Regions from separate parts of the Mus musculus genome. Here region 1 is linked to region 2. A link is a loop called in an ENCODE intact Hi-C map of the cell type or tissue named here. Cell type or tissue: heart. All regions are shown on one strand. Links, peaks and the distances in the headings refer to the core of each region. The heading gives the core; the rest is flanking DNA.

The links. Hi-C counts contacts between places; a loop is a spot of excess contacts. Peaks named below come from ENCODE experiments on the same cell type or tissue, not always from the same donor. Only the 100,000 strongest peaks of a DNase experiment are listed, where the experiment ranks them.
Region 1: it touches region 2 in a loop (3-fold over the local background); 4 of 42 quality-filtered maps call a loop at or near these places.

What each region holds. Positions count from the first base shown.
Region 1 is chr9:49,047,274-49,054,328 of GRCm38, reverse strand. It overlaps Cldn25-ps (claudin 25, pseudogene), which reads left to right and starts at 5,987. Exons shown (of 1, transcript NM_001384265.1): 1 at 5,987-6,772. The coding sequence starts at 6,035. The coding sequence ends at 6,727. In heart, for the core only: a CTCF peak has its summit at 2,806 (motif pointing right); a DNase peak (open chromatin) is centred at 2,788.
Region 2 is chr9:48,494,698-48,501,426 of GRCm38, reverse strand. It overlaps Rbm7 (RNA binding motif protein 7), which reads left to right and starts at 6,097. Exons shown (of 5, transcript NM_144948.5): 1 at 6,097-6,272. The coding sequence starts at 6,177. It overlaps Gm5617 (predicted gene 5617), which reads right to left and starts at 6,084. Exons shown (of 1, transcript NM_001004191.3): 1 at 5,452-6,084. The coding sequence starts at 5,859. The coding sequence ends at 5,506. In heart, for the core only: a CTCF peak has its summit at 4,662 (motif pointing left); a DNase peak (open chromatin) is centred at 6,066; H3K4me3 peaks cover 1,749 bases; H3K27ac peaks cover 1,392 bases; H3K27me3 peaks cover 150 bases.

The sequences.
Region 1 (7,055 bases), core at 1,195-5,194, 550 kb before region 2:
GTAGGGATTTAGAACAGATGTTATCTGTCTCCAGCATCCTTCCTGGAGCAGGCAATAAAACCAATAAACAAGATGTTTATTATACAAATGTCATCTTTTCTCTTGCTAATTTACCCTTTGTCCTTTTTTATCGTTGATGGCAGGGAAAATTCTTGCACTGAGAGCTTGACCTTTAACATTCTTCAACTGAGAGATCACTTAGTAGTTAAGAGAACTAGCCTTGTGGAGGACCCGGGTTCCAGTCCTATGTGAGGCAGCTCAAAAACACCTGTAATTTCAATTCGAGGGAATCCAATGTCTTCATTCGACCTCTGAGGGTTCCTGTACATATATGATGCACATATATACACTGAGACACATACATATAAAAGAATTACTAAAAATAATAAAATCGTCTCATTATTGGTATGTATTGCATACTTGGAGATATTCACACAGTATAGTATGATCCTTTTTTTCTAAGAAAATAAAATAGAGGTGCAGGCCATACATGGTCACACACAACTTTGGATTCAAGCTTTCAGCACTGAGGAGGCAAAGACAGGCGAATATCTGAGTTTGAGGTGAACCTGGTCTACTAGTGAGTGCCAAGCCTGCAGGGCTACAAAGACCTTGTCTCAAAAACTAAAGTGTGTGTTTAGGGTATGTGTGGTGTGTGATGTGTGTGTGTGTGTGTGTGTGTGTGTGTGTGTGTGTGTGTGTGTGGTGTCCTCTGGGTGGACTTTAATGGCTTATGCTGTTTCTTCGCATCCTTTTCTCTGCTTTCTGTTGTTCTGCAATAAACATGTACTGCTTTGATGAAAGCATCTTTCATTCTTTAAAAGGAGTCTTATGAGAGAGGACCTTAGGTAGATCCCGACTCCCAAGGTCCATTGCAACATTGGGTCCCTAAACCAATCAAGCTCATCCTAATAGAGCATAGGACAGGTAGTTCCTGTTCCATGGGGGAAGAGAAAGAATCTTGGGTTGAGAAAGCTTGTGCTCTAAGGTGGCCAGGCTGTCCTTGGAAAGCAGTTTTGCGTGGAGTCCTCTCAGCCTTACTTTAAATACTTGAAATGTTGCAAACAATAAATGCCCAATGACAAAAAAAAAATAATAATCCACAGATGACATTTCTGAAAACCTGCACTGTGCCTTCACTGAGGAATACTATGTGGCGAGTTCTGTACTAGGTCTGGAGCCCCGGTCACGTGACTTAATGATCACAAAAAACAACACAGTAGCTATTTTCAAAATAAGCAAGGGAGGGAAAAGACAGAGTGGGGAAGATTCATTAGGGGAAATTACAAAATTACAAATAATTTTGTGATTTTGCTTTTGGAGGGAGCTCATACAAATAACAAGCCCCAATGCTTAATTATTTCTTAGGAAAATGCAAAGACCCGGGAAATCCTGGGCGGGAGAGATGACTCCGCAGTTAAGGCACTGACTGCTCTTCCAGAGAACCTACATTCAATTCCCAGCACTCACATTGCAGCTTACAACTGTGTGCAACTCCAGCCCCAGGGGATCGGATATTCCCTTCTTGTTCTGTGGACACTCTACTCATACACATAAATAAATAGGCAGGCTTGGTGGCAGGCAGAGGCCTGATCTCTATGGTTTGTGGCCAGCCTGGATTATATGAAGAGTTCCAAGCCAGCCAAGGACTATATAATGAGATTATGCTAACCTCCAGCCAAAAAAAAAAAAAAAAAGAATAGTTTTGATTTGCATTTCCCTGATAACTAAGAACATTAAATTTTTATTTTTATCTTTTTATTTGTTTGTTTTGTTTTTCAAGACAGTTCCTCTTTGTAAGTCTGGCTGTTTTGGAACTCACTCTGTAGACTAGGATAGCCATGAACTCAGAGAAATCCACCTGGCTCTGCCTCCCGACTACTGGGATTAAAGGTGTGCGCCACCACCAAGATAAACATTTCTGTAAGTGTTTCTCGGCCATTTCTGTTTCACCTTTTGAGAACTCTCTGCTTAGTTCTGATTCCCATTTTTAACTTTACTTTCTTTTTTTTTTTAAAAAGATTTATTTATTATTATATGTAAGTACACTGTCACTATCTCCAGACACACCAGAAGAGGGCGTCAGGTCTCATTACAGATGGTTGTAAGCCACCATGTGGTTGCTGGGATTTGAACTCAGGACCTTCAGAAGAGCTCTTAACTGCTGAGCCATCTCTCCAGCCCTAACTTTGCTTTCTTGATGCCAAGTTTTTCTGGTTCTTTATATATTTTATACACCTAACCCTCTATCAGATGTACCTGATATAATGGTGTCCTTTATAAATAAGTAAATTAATTAAATAAGTAAGATGATGAATAATATAAGACAACACGGGACATCGACTTCTGGCCTCTACACACATACGCATGCACATGTATGCACATGCTACGCACACATACCCAAAAGCATGAAAAGAGAACACACTGGCCAGACCTTTATGACTTTGGTGCAATAAATCCCAGGTTTCTTGTGTTCTGCCATAGAGACAAGCTCTTAGCCAACATGCTGGGTCAATGCTGTGGCTGGGGACAAGAACCTGAAGTGGTCAAGTCCAAGTCACTTAACTTGAGGTTACTTCTGTCCCCTACCAGCCAGGACACCTTGCTAATTTCCCTAAAGTGTTTCACACAGTGTCAGAATAAAAATTCAGTGCCAAGCACCGAACTCAAAGCCTGGCATTTAGCCATGATCAGAAAGTGCAAATCACTTCCTCTCCCATCAGATCCTGTGGCTTAGAAGCAGCAACAGACAGAATGGAAGCTGGTATGATTGACAGCTACTTGCAGCTGACTTTGGATCAGCAGAGGACCAGCAGAGGGAGCACTTCTCTCCAGCGATGTTCTGAGTCTACCAGGCGGTAGGAAAATTCGCTTGGACTGAGGAATAGTAGTCTTCAAATGAATGGGCTTTCTGATCACAAAATATCAAACGACAAACTTATCTAATGTGTAAAGAAATGAGTAAGAAAATTAAAACACCAACACAAACCTAACATTAAGATAACAACAAATTAACATTTTGTTTAAAACAAAACTCGGACATGGAAGGGGTTAAAAATTATTTTACAATGTGTTGTTGGGAACGAGCAAAAGAAACTTAATCTAAGTACTACCATTTTGTTTTCAGAAAATAAATTCAAGATCCCAGGCCTTGGGGAGGCTGGGGACTTCCCTATAGCTGAACAGCTTCTGTGGTAAACAATCCCCTGGGTTCAGACATCTCAGGGACAGCTTGTAAGGAGACAGTTGTCGGAGTCCCGCCCTCTCAAGGACATCTTGCTGGCAGGGTCACACAAGTTCCTGTTCCTAATCTAGGAACAAACTCCTATCCCACGTCTCCAAACATTTTCTAAATTGTCTGTTAATTGGTAAAGAACATAGAAACTGCTGTCATCTAAACCAAGGTGCATAAGTTGTAAATATATAACCAATTCCCTGCTATGCCCTAATAACTCCATGCAGCTGATCCACTCCTTTGTCCCCATATCACTCTCAGTTCTGAACCTAATGTCTAGGAGAATGAATTAGGGACCTTGAAGCCAAGGTATTGTAACTTTAATTTTTTTCAAAGCCTACTTCTAATGATGGTTCTTAAAACACTTAACCTCCCTTCTAGCCCACCACCCACCAGAGGTAGTAGAAAAGAAAGGATATGGGGGAAGTAGACCTGTTGAGAAAGGTTCTTTGGTGCAAATCCCACCTGCATTGTCAGGAAATCAGCAGTTCAGTTCACGGGTAAGCAGTGGCAGCTCAGTCCACTCGCAAACACTTGAAGGATATACCAGTTGAAGGATATACCAGTTGAAGGATATACCAGTTGAAGGATATACCAGTTGAAGGATATACCAGTTGAAGGATATACCAGTTGAAGGATATACCAGTTGAAGGATATACCAGTTGAAGGATATACCAGTTGAAGGATATACCAGTTGAAGGATTTACCAGTTGAAGGATATACCAGTTGAAGGATATACCAGTTGAAGGATATACCAGCAGTGCAGCTCAGTAGTGTCTGGACAGCAGCAGCAGTGGCACGACCTAGCAGGAACTAGCCAGGCCTCAGTTGAGTTGAATCAGCACAAATCATGGGAAGAGACCAGGGCCAACAGGAACACCAGGAAAAGTTCTCTGCTGTGCCTCTCTCAATGAAGCAAAGATCAGCTAAGATGCAAAACTAAGAAGGTTTACAAAGCTAGCTCTATAAGCAAGCCTCAAGCCTCCGTTGCTGTCCATTGAATCCTATTTATACTCCCGACAAACATCACAAGTCTTTCTCGGGTCTTGCCTCACCACGTGTCTTGTCTCAGCACGTGAGGCTCTCATCTTTTAAGCTTTCATATCTGAAGTGAGTTTTCTTGGCCTCCACCCTGAAGCCAACAGCCCGGGTACTTTCCTTGAGTATATGCCTGTATACCACTTGCATGCCTGGTGCTCAAGGAGACCAAAAGAAGGTGTCCGATCCCCTGGAACTGGAGTTATAAACAGTTGTGAACTGCCATGTCGGTGAGACTCAAATCCTGGTTCTCCAAAAGAGCAGCCAGTCGGTCACCTAACCTCTGAGCCATCCCTCCAGCCCTAAGAGAGAGCTTTCAAAGAGAATGAAACGGCATTCGCAATGCTCTGCATCACGTGATCTCCTGCTTTCTCAGTGAAGGACTTCAGGTTCCACTCTGCTTCCTGTCTGCTATGTGACAGAGCAGCTCCTTCCCCACCACCACCACCCACCCCACCCCCACTTTATGAAAATATCTTCTGCAGGCTAAAGAGCTGGCTCAGCATCGAGGAACACTTGTTCCTGCACAGGACCCAGGTTTGATTTACAGCACCCACATGGCAACTCCAACCACCCATAAATTAAGTTCCAGGGGACTCAATGACCTACTGCCTACTTGGGTGTATACATGCATTAGGCAAAACACACACATAAGTCTTTCAGAAGTTTTTTCCTTCTACAAAAGTCACCTCTTTTTTAAAAAAAAGTGAGGGTTTAATGTAGTGAACTTGCACTATGTAGCTGAGAATGACCTTGACCTTCTAAACCTCAGGTCTCTGCCTCCTGAGTGCTAAGATTAGAGGTGATGCAACCACACCCTTTTATGTGGTCCTAGGGATGCAGCCAAAGGCCTGTACTCCAAAGCCTTCTACCTAGCTAAGTTCCCAAGCCCCTACATCACTTAAAGTTCTTCTGCGTATGTGTGTGTCTGTGCACCATGTGTATGCCTGGTGCCTACAGAGGCCAGAGGAATGAATGTTGGGGTCCCCTGGAACTTTGAGCTGGAGATGGTTGGTTGCCCCTATGCAGGTGCTGGAAATTGAATCCAGGCCCTCTGGGAGAGGAGCCGGTGCTCTTAATTGCTGAGTCGTCTCTCTGGTCTTAACATCACTTCTACTAACCAAGATGTATAATTATTAACAAGCTTCAATGGATGTTTAAAATAAATCTTTCGATATAGTTACCTAGAACATAGATAAAATCCCTATAGATACGTTCTGTGTCAAAGTCTATACATATTTTAAATATTTAGTCGCATTTATTCAGATGCATGAGCACATGTATACAAGTCAGTTCTCTCCTTCTACAACGTGAGACCTTGGTCTTGAACTCAGGTTGTCTCACTTGGCTGCAAGCACCTTTATCCACCGAGCGTTTTCACTTGCCCCATATATTTAAAAGTATGAAAGTGTCCTTGGGAAAGATCGTGCCAAGGTGTATTTCCAGAATACCAATTTTGTAACCCCAGAGTCAAGGAGTGATTTTTTTGACTTTATGAAAGTATTTATCAAGCACAGTGACAGCTTAATCTCTAGCTATCGGACTGGCTCATGGGACCCTCCTTCAGAATCCATCCTCACATCTGATCTTGGCCACACCCCTAGGCCCAAACACTGCCAAATTCCTAACACCTGTCTCAGCTGTTGCATTGAAAATTAACACCACCGTTTTCTGCAACTTCCATCCACTCTAACTTCCCAGAAAGTCACCCCAGCTGACCAGTCCCTGAGCTCATTATCCCCTCCTCCAGAGGGCACAACCATGGCCTGTAGCTTCCGTGGGAGAGTCCAGCTTGGAGGTCTGCTCCTCTCTGTCCTTGGCTGGGTGTGCTCCTGTGTCACCACCGTTCTTCCCCAGTGGAAGACTCTCACTCTGGATCTGAATGAAATGGAAACCTGGGTCTCGGGACTCTGGGAGGCATGCGTGAATCAGGAGGAAGCTGGCACTGTATGCAAAGCCTTCGAGTCGTTTTTGTCTCTGCCCCAAGAGCTACAGGTAGCCCGAATTCTCATGGTGGCTTCCCATGGGCTGGGACTATTGGGACTTCTGCTGTCTAGCTGCGGGTTGGAATGCTTCCGGTTTCACAGGCCTGGAGGAGTTTTCAAGACTCGGCTGTGCCTCCTGGGAGGGACTCTGGAAGCATCAGCTTCAGCTACTACCCTCTTTCCAGTCTCCTGGGTGGCCTATGCCACATTTCAAGACTTCTGGGATGACAGCATCCCTGAGATTGTGCCCCGGTGGGAGTTTGGAGACGCCTTGTTCCTGGGCTGGGCTGCTGGGCTTTTCCTAGCTGTGGGTGGACTCCTCCTCATCTTTTCAGCTTGCCTGGAAAATGAAGATGGATCTTCTTCCTGGATGGCTGATGCCACGGCCCCACAAGCCTGTGCTCCAGTAGAGGAAGAATTTGATGGTTCCTTCCATCTCACACCAAGACCGGTGAACCAGGTCATCTAGAGCTACAGTCTGCCTAGGACTCTCTATAATAAAGGAATGCCAGTAGTCTCCTTTCTCTTCCTTGCCCTTCCTAGTTCTGTTGGAAAGGAGTGGCCACTATCATATTTGGCAAAGGTTTGATTATCTTGGTGATCTGCGAACTTCAGTTGAGAATTAAAAGTCAGGACAGTGTCTTACAAACATGTTTATCTCATTTGAAATTTTATTTACATAGAAATCCTTCCAGTTGAAGGTTATGCTTCATGCTTACAATTTCAACACACAGAAGCTGATAGAACTGAGAGTTTAAAGCCAACCTTGCCTATATGGTGAGATCCTGTCTCAAGCT
Region 2 (6,729 bases), core at 2,730-6,729:
AGTAGAAAAACTGACAGCACCATTTGTCCTTCCTGCATTCGACCACAGGGAGTCAGGCTCTGGATATGTGTATAAAGGAGTGCAAGTCACTGGGGTTGGCTCTAAGCATCAGAGTCTAATTGGTAAAGACTGGGGAGATTTGCTATATGTTTAGTCTTTTTGTTTCTACACCTACCCAGGCCTTAACTCTGCTTCTTGGCTCATAATATCTGGCATGTAACTGGATCTTTACAAAAGAAAATTTGCCAACTTATCACAGGGCGATTGTGCTGACTGAATACAGCAACCCCTGTGAAGTGGCTAGCAACAACACAGCCTGTAACCAATCATCTAATCTGGGTATGTTCTACATGACTCCATAGTCTTTCTTAATTATTAAATAGGGAAAACATTAAGTGTATCAAATATTCACACGTATAATTGTTGAAATCTGGGATTCGGATCTAACTTTCTCTTACAGTTCCAGAGGCAGAGTGACTGAAAATGGAAGCAAACTTTAGAGCACAATCTGCCTTACTGTTATACACATCTACTCCAGTAAGATCATCGTAGAACAAAGTGCTAACAAGTCCTATCCGAATGCCTCAAAGGATGGCTTGGTAGGTAAGGGGTGCTTGCCACCAGGCCCAGTGACCTGAATTCCATCTCTAGAACCCATTTGGATGACAGAATTGACTTGGATAGTTGTCCTCTGATTTCCACACAGTTGCCATGGTACTCAAGTGTTACTCGAATACACAGCTAAATTAAAAGAAAAAAAAAATACTGCCCTTGCCTTCTTGGAATGTTCCTTCAATTTTGATTCCAAGAGGAAATAGCCTATTAAAATCATTCATTTATTAAGCAAGCACTATCTTTTCTTGATTGTGTATATATATATATATATATATACATATATATATATATATATATGTACATACATATGGCATGTTGAATATCCCCAGAAAATGAAATAGAACAGGTTATATTTATCCCTGGTTGGGTGTGAAGGATTATTGCAAATAACTAAACAAAGGGTGGGCTCCAAGACAAAGAAAAAACAAAGACGAAGGGTAAATAGGTGCTAGGTAGGCACAGTATTAAATGCTTATCACATGTTTCCAGGCCTGAAAATCCATATACTTCATTTTCCTGTTTAACCTGCTTAAAATTGGTTTTAACAATGTAAAGAATCTTGACTAAGTTTAGTTGAGAGGAAAAGGGTGACCTAGTTAAGGGGACAAGGGAGTTGGGTATAAGGCAGACGTGAACAACCACCCATGGGAACTATAAGGCCTGACAATGCAGATTTGTGAGATCATAGAAAGCCTCTATGTATGTATCTTGGACTGTGAAAGTTCTTAGTCACCATGTTTCAAGAACTCTCAGGTCTTTGGGGACCCAAAGGCAAATGCTTTTTTCCCTATTAAAGGAGTGCTGACCACAGATATTCCAGGGAAGGAATCCAACTAAAGCATTATTCAATAAAAATTACAGCATCCTCAAGAAACCACTGTACTTCCCTTTCTGATGAAGTGGCATCATCATTAGTAACACCAGTCCTGATGCTGTGTTAGGGATCTGCAGCTACCTGCTTGATGTCCACTCCCTGCCACCCAACAGGCATTGAGAGGGACAGGTCAGTCCTCTACAGGACAGCTTAGGTTTCTCTACCTTGTTGACCAAACTATTTACTCAAGAACACTCTGGAAACTTATTAAAACCTGCCCCACTGGATATATTGATTGTTAATATATGAAAGTGGGGTTCACTAAATCTTTAGCAGTGTCTTAAAGTTGTTCTTGCAGAAGAGTCTATCTCTCTGGGAAGGAAGTATGCAAAAATTAAGTGTATGGATAAGCTGTCAAACACTGCTTCACATGAAGATAAGTGATGCTTCCTCTACAAAGTTTTCTGAACTTTTAATGTGCCATAGCACACCTGAGCTTCCTAAGGTCATAAAGCGCTCATCACTTGACAAATTCATTGTCCTTGTATCATTTCCATGGTAGTAGCATTTCTAGTGATGGACTTGAAAACAGACTTTGAGAAACACTAAGTGGCTGTGAAGAGACAAGGAAGAAGAGAAAGGAGTGTGAGGGGAAGAGAGACACCGTGAGTCCATGTCAGGTGATGGAAGCCATCCGAGGAATACAACAAATATGCATAATGTAGATCAGCTGAGGAAGACTGTGCAGGTCAAAGTGGGCGGGCAATGAGGGCATTGCTGGAGCGGCCAGATTCAAAATTATGCATTTGGTTGGCTAAGAAAACAGGCATAGTTTTTACAGAAATTGAGAAGACCAACGATGTAGCTTAACGGGCTGTGAATAAATGAACTGAATATTTGAGACATGGCTGGAAAGACCATCTTTGGATGACCACTCTTCTTGGACTTCTCTCCCTTCTTCTTTCCTTCCTGTTTCTTCTTCAGTTGCTCTTGTAAACACCATCTGGTACTAAGGACAGTCAATCAGTCTCTTTGTTACTATGTGTGTGCGTGCTTGCACATGCTGTTAAGTAGAGACCAGAGGTCAACCTCTGGGAGCAGGCTCTCCTTCCATTGTGGCAGGGATGGCACTAAGGTAGGTAATCTGGGATTTCTGCAAACTCTCTCTCTCAATGGTTCCACTGGTTTCCTTTTAATACCCTAAATGTTTTCTTAGACTTTTAATTCTTTGCTGCAATCATGCTAATAGGAACCCACTTCAACATAGGCTATCCAGCTGCTTAACCCCAATCGCTAACTTTCCAGACTACTCTTCAAACCCATTTTAGGATCAGCATTACCAACACTGCAAGGACACTCACTTTGTGCCCCCACCCAAAAGTCTGTTCTTGGGAACATTTAATTGTCCATTTGGGGTAACTTCAAAGGTGTTGCTAGTTGTTCTTCCATACTACAGTCTTTGTGGCACACTATAACTCTGACACTCTGCACTTGACTCTCACTTAAAATAATGGAGAGTTTATGTGAAGGCTTTCTTCTTTCCAAAGGAAACACAATAAACCCTGTTACATTATCTCTCAACCAAAGCCTGAATCCTGATGACCATGTATACACCAGAACAGAAATGGAGTCTACTCCCTCTGGGTCCTCCCTAGCACAGATGTACTTTTAGATTTTGGGGTGCTGAGTACTTGAGCCTGGTGTTGTAATTAGCGCCTTCTTTCAAGCCAGTGTCCTCATTTCCTGTGGTTCTAGCCTTTTTTATCTAAGACTTTTTAATCCTTACTTTCCAATGTCCACCAACTTGAAGGAAAAACGACTTTTTAGTACAGAATTGGACATCAAATGGCAAGACAAGAAGCCCTTGAGCCCTATTTAACACTTTTAGCATTTGATAACGTCAAAAGGACTCAGCCTCTCCTCAGTTCCCTGGCAGCTTAGTGCCTTGAGGTGGCCTTTCCTGACAGGACTGCACTCTTCCTCCAGCTTCACCTCACTATCCCTACCCATAGTGTACATGTGGACTTCTTTCCTCAATCATTTGTTTTGATTAAAGCTCTGCTAACTTCCTTTTAGTTATCTGGGGTAGTAGCTACTGTAAGTGGGTGTCTGTGTTGCAAGTTTCAAAGAGCCTCAGCTAAAAGACCTTGGAGAATCCCCCTCACTTTCAGACTACCCAGCAAAGAAATTAAAGTACAGTATCCTTCTTACAGGCTGGTGTGGTAATCAAGTAACACAGTGTAAAGCGCCATGTGAGCAAAGCCACCTATCTACCTTGTACACTACTTAATTCTAAGTGCCTGATCCAGGCAACAGCAAGCACAGAATTCAATCAGCTCACCCTACTGAGCAACACCCTCTAGCACAATGCCACACTCAATTAAAAGTAGCTAATATTGCCAGTATCTTCCCTTTGTCACAATTTCCAGTCTTCTATATGTCCACTACATTTTCCTCTGCAGATGTGGTTCTAAAAATCCCAGTGCAGCATGTGGCAGTCTGCTTTATCTCATTTTAAGTAAGTCCAAGGAGACAAGGGTCTGAAAACAAAACAAAAATCCACAAACTTCCTCCCAATACCACTTAGGGGAATACATGGTTAAGGGAAAATAGCATAGGAATGATCAGCCACTTAAGAGAACCAGAACACAGTTAACATGGGAAGCCATCTTTACCGCTTAATAAAGAGTGGCATTACTCTCCCTAATAAGGTCTAGTGTGGCTGTTACCTATTAGCTTCTCCATCCAGAATGCACTTCTGGCTCTTGATGTATGAAGTTCACCTGCTGTTGGGTACACACCTATCACTGGGGACCCTTACGCAGGATTTCCAGTTCTAGAGCAACCTGGGCAACACAGCAAGGGCATTTCAGTATAAAATCATTCTAAGATTGATAAAAACAAAAGATACCAAGTGATCACAGTGAGCAGAAAACAAATGTCAAGTGACAGTGATTGACTTAGGTCCCACCAGCATATTTTGTGACAGTAGATTCACACTAATAAAGTTGGGAGTTGATTAAATAATATGGCCCATGCAAATGTTCATTTGAAGTCTTTGGAAAAGTATGCTGTACATTTGGCTTAACTTGGAAAAGTACTTGTTTTTAGTATGTTTAAGATTGGAGTCTGGGGGCTGGTGAGATGGCTCAGTGAGTAAGAGCACTGACTGCTCTTCTGAAGGTCCTAAGTTCAATTCCCAGCAACCACATGGTGGCTCACAACCATCTGTAATAGGATCTGGTGCCCTCTTCTGGTGTGTCTGAAGTCAGCTACTGTGTACTCACATATAATAAATAAATCTTTAAAAAAAAAAAAAAATTGGAGTCTGACCAGACCTGGTGGAGCATGCCTTTAATCCCAGCACTTGGGAGGCAGAGGCAGTCATGTCTGTCAACTTCAAGATAGTCAGAGGTACAAAATGAGACACTCCACCCCCAAAGATTGGGAGTCTATAGATATTTCTAAAACAAAACAAAACAAAACAGAAGGGGGGTGTAGTTAGGTGGTGGGGAATGGCAATGTGATAAAGGACATTTTTCCTCAACATGAATTCAAGGGTAGTCACGGGTAGAGAGGCTTAAATTAGAAGCCCCAGAGAATCAGGGAGGATTGTAGAACTCAGACACAGCTGGATTCCATACTGAGCAGCTTACTCAAGCCTGGTGTATGGCTCGCGCCTGTAAACACCAGCACCTGGGAGGCCCAGGCAAGGGGGAGTTCAAGACCATCCTTAATACACGGCAAGTCTGCACTATAAGACTCTACATCATTCACAACTAGTCACCTAGCTTTGTGACTACTTAAGAAAAGCCCTCCTGGCCTCTTCTTGGCCCCACATGGATGGATATTAAGCCCCTCGACTATGTAACAAACGGCTAGCCTGTAACTCAGAGCCTGCTTTCCGAGTCTTGAGATTAAAAATGTGTGTCACTATGCCCGGCTAAACTTTTCTTTGGTAGCCTATATTAACCGCCCACATCGGTGAAAATGCGTAAGAATAAAACTGCCGTCACACCAAGACATGATTTTTGGAGAGGCCTTGTTTGTAAGCTAAGTGAGGGGAGGCATTCGTTCTACGCTGAGATTCGGGTTGCGAGAGCAGTTCCCAGTGCAACCAGACGCTGCTGCAGCACACTTCTTAAGAGGTCGAGCTTGACGCCTGGGATCGGGTAAGGCGAGAATCTGCCTTGGCGGCTTCGGCTCCGGCTGCGGCCACCGACAGGGACTCGACGTCTGTCGGCCCGAACGCTGGGTCGCGCTGGTGGCCGAGGTCCCGGCTGATTCGGATCCAGCCTAGTAACCAGGAAGCTATCTCCGGAGACCATTGCCCAAGCCATGGCCGACGGGTTGAGATCTCCTTGGGAGGATCGGTGGGCCATCCTGTTGGCTTGATCGCCGGCGGACAGCGACACCGAGTTCTGGGCCATCTTCAAACACCGCCTGCAGTGTTTGCTAGACGTATGTCGATCAAACTGGGCCCTCGGCGGCGCCGCAGGTCACTCCAGCCCGCGTCAGACGCAACCGTTACCAACCCCAGTAGCCATTTTTCACGCAACGGCGGAAGGAGCAGCCGCCGGAAACGGGCGCTTGTCCCGCGCGCGTGCGTAGCTCGTCTGCGCTCGCGCACGGCGGGCCTTTACGTCGTGACGTCTGAACGGGAGGACGTGAGTGTTTCTGAGGGTGCGCAGTAGGGTCGGTCGGCCCTGAGCAGGCAGCCTAGGCCTGGGACTGGAACAGCGCGGAGATGGGGGCGGCGGCCGCAGAGGCCGACCGCACTCTGTTCGTGGGTAACCTGGAGACGAAGGTGACAGAGGAGCTCCTCTTCGAGCTGTTCCACCAGGTAAGGGGCGGGCACGGTCCTAGGGCGGCTGTGGCATTCACAGGCCGGGCCAAGGAGCGGAGCGCGCCGAGCCGGAATTCCGCGGCGTTCGGGCCGAAAGTGACGTCGGATGATGGGGACATCTGCGTCTCCACCTTGGAAAAGTCCAGGGATCCGAGGTGGAACCTCAGTACTTGCTTTCCTCTTTCCTGTGTACCGTGCCTTCCCATTTGAGTTCATTGGCCTTTGCCGCATCGTGCAGGATGTGTTTCCGAGTCTATCCGCTTAACTTCCGTGTGAAATTGCAGACGTTAAAGTGTTTTAAAAACTCCATAAACATAACGCAGGAAAGCAGGACTGGCATGCTTAAATCTACCAGTCCTGTACCTTCTTGCTTTAAGACTCAATAGTTGGTTATATTTGAGTAATAGGTGCGGAAGGTTTTTTTTTTTTGTTTGTTTGTTTTGTTTTTGGTTTT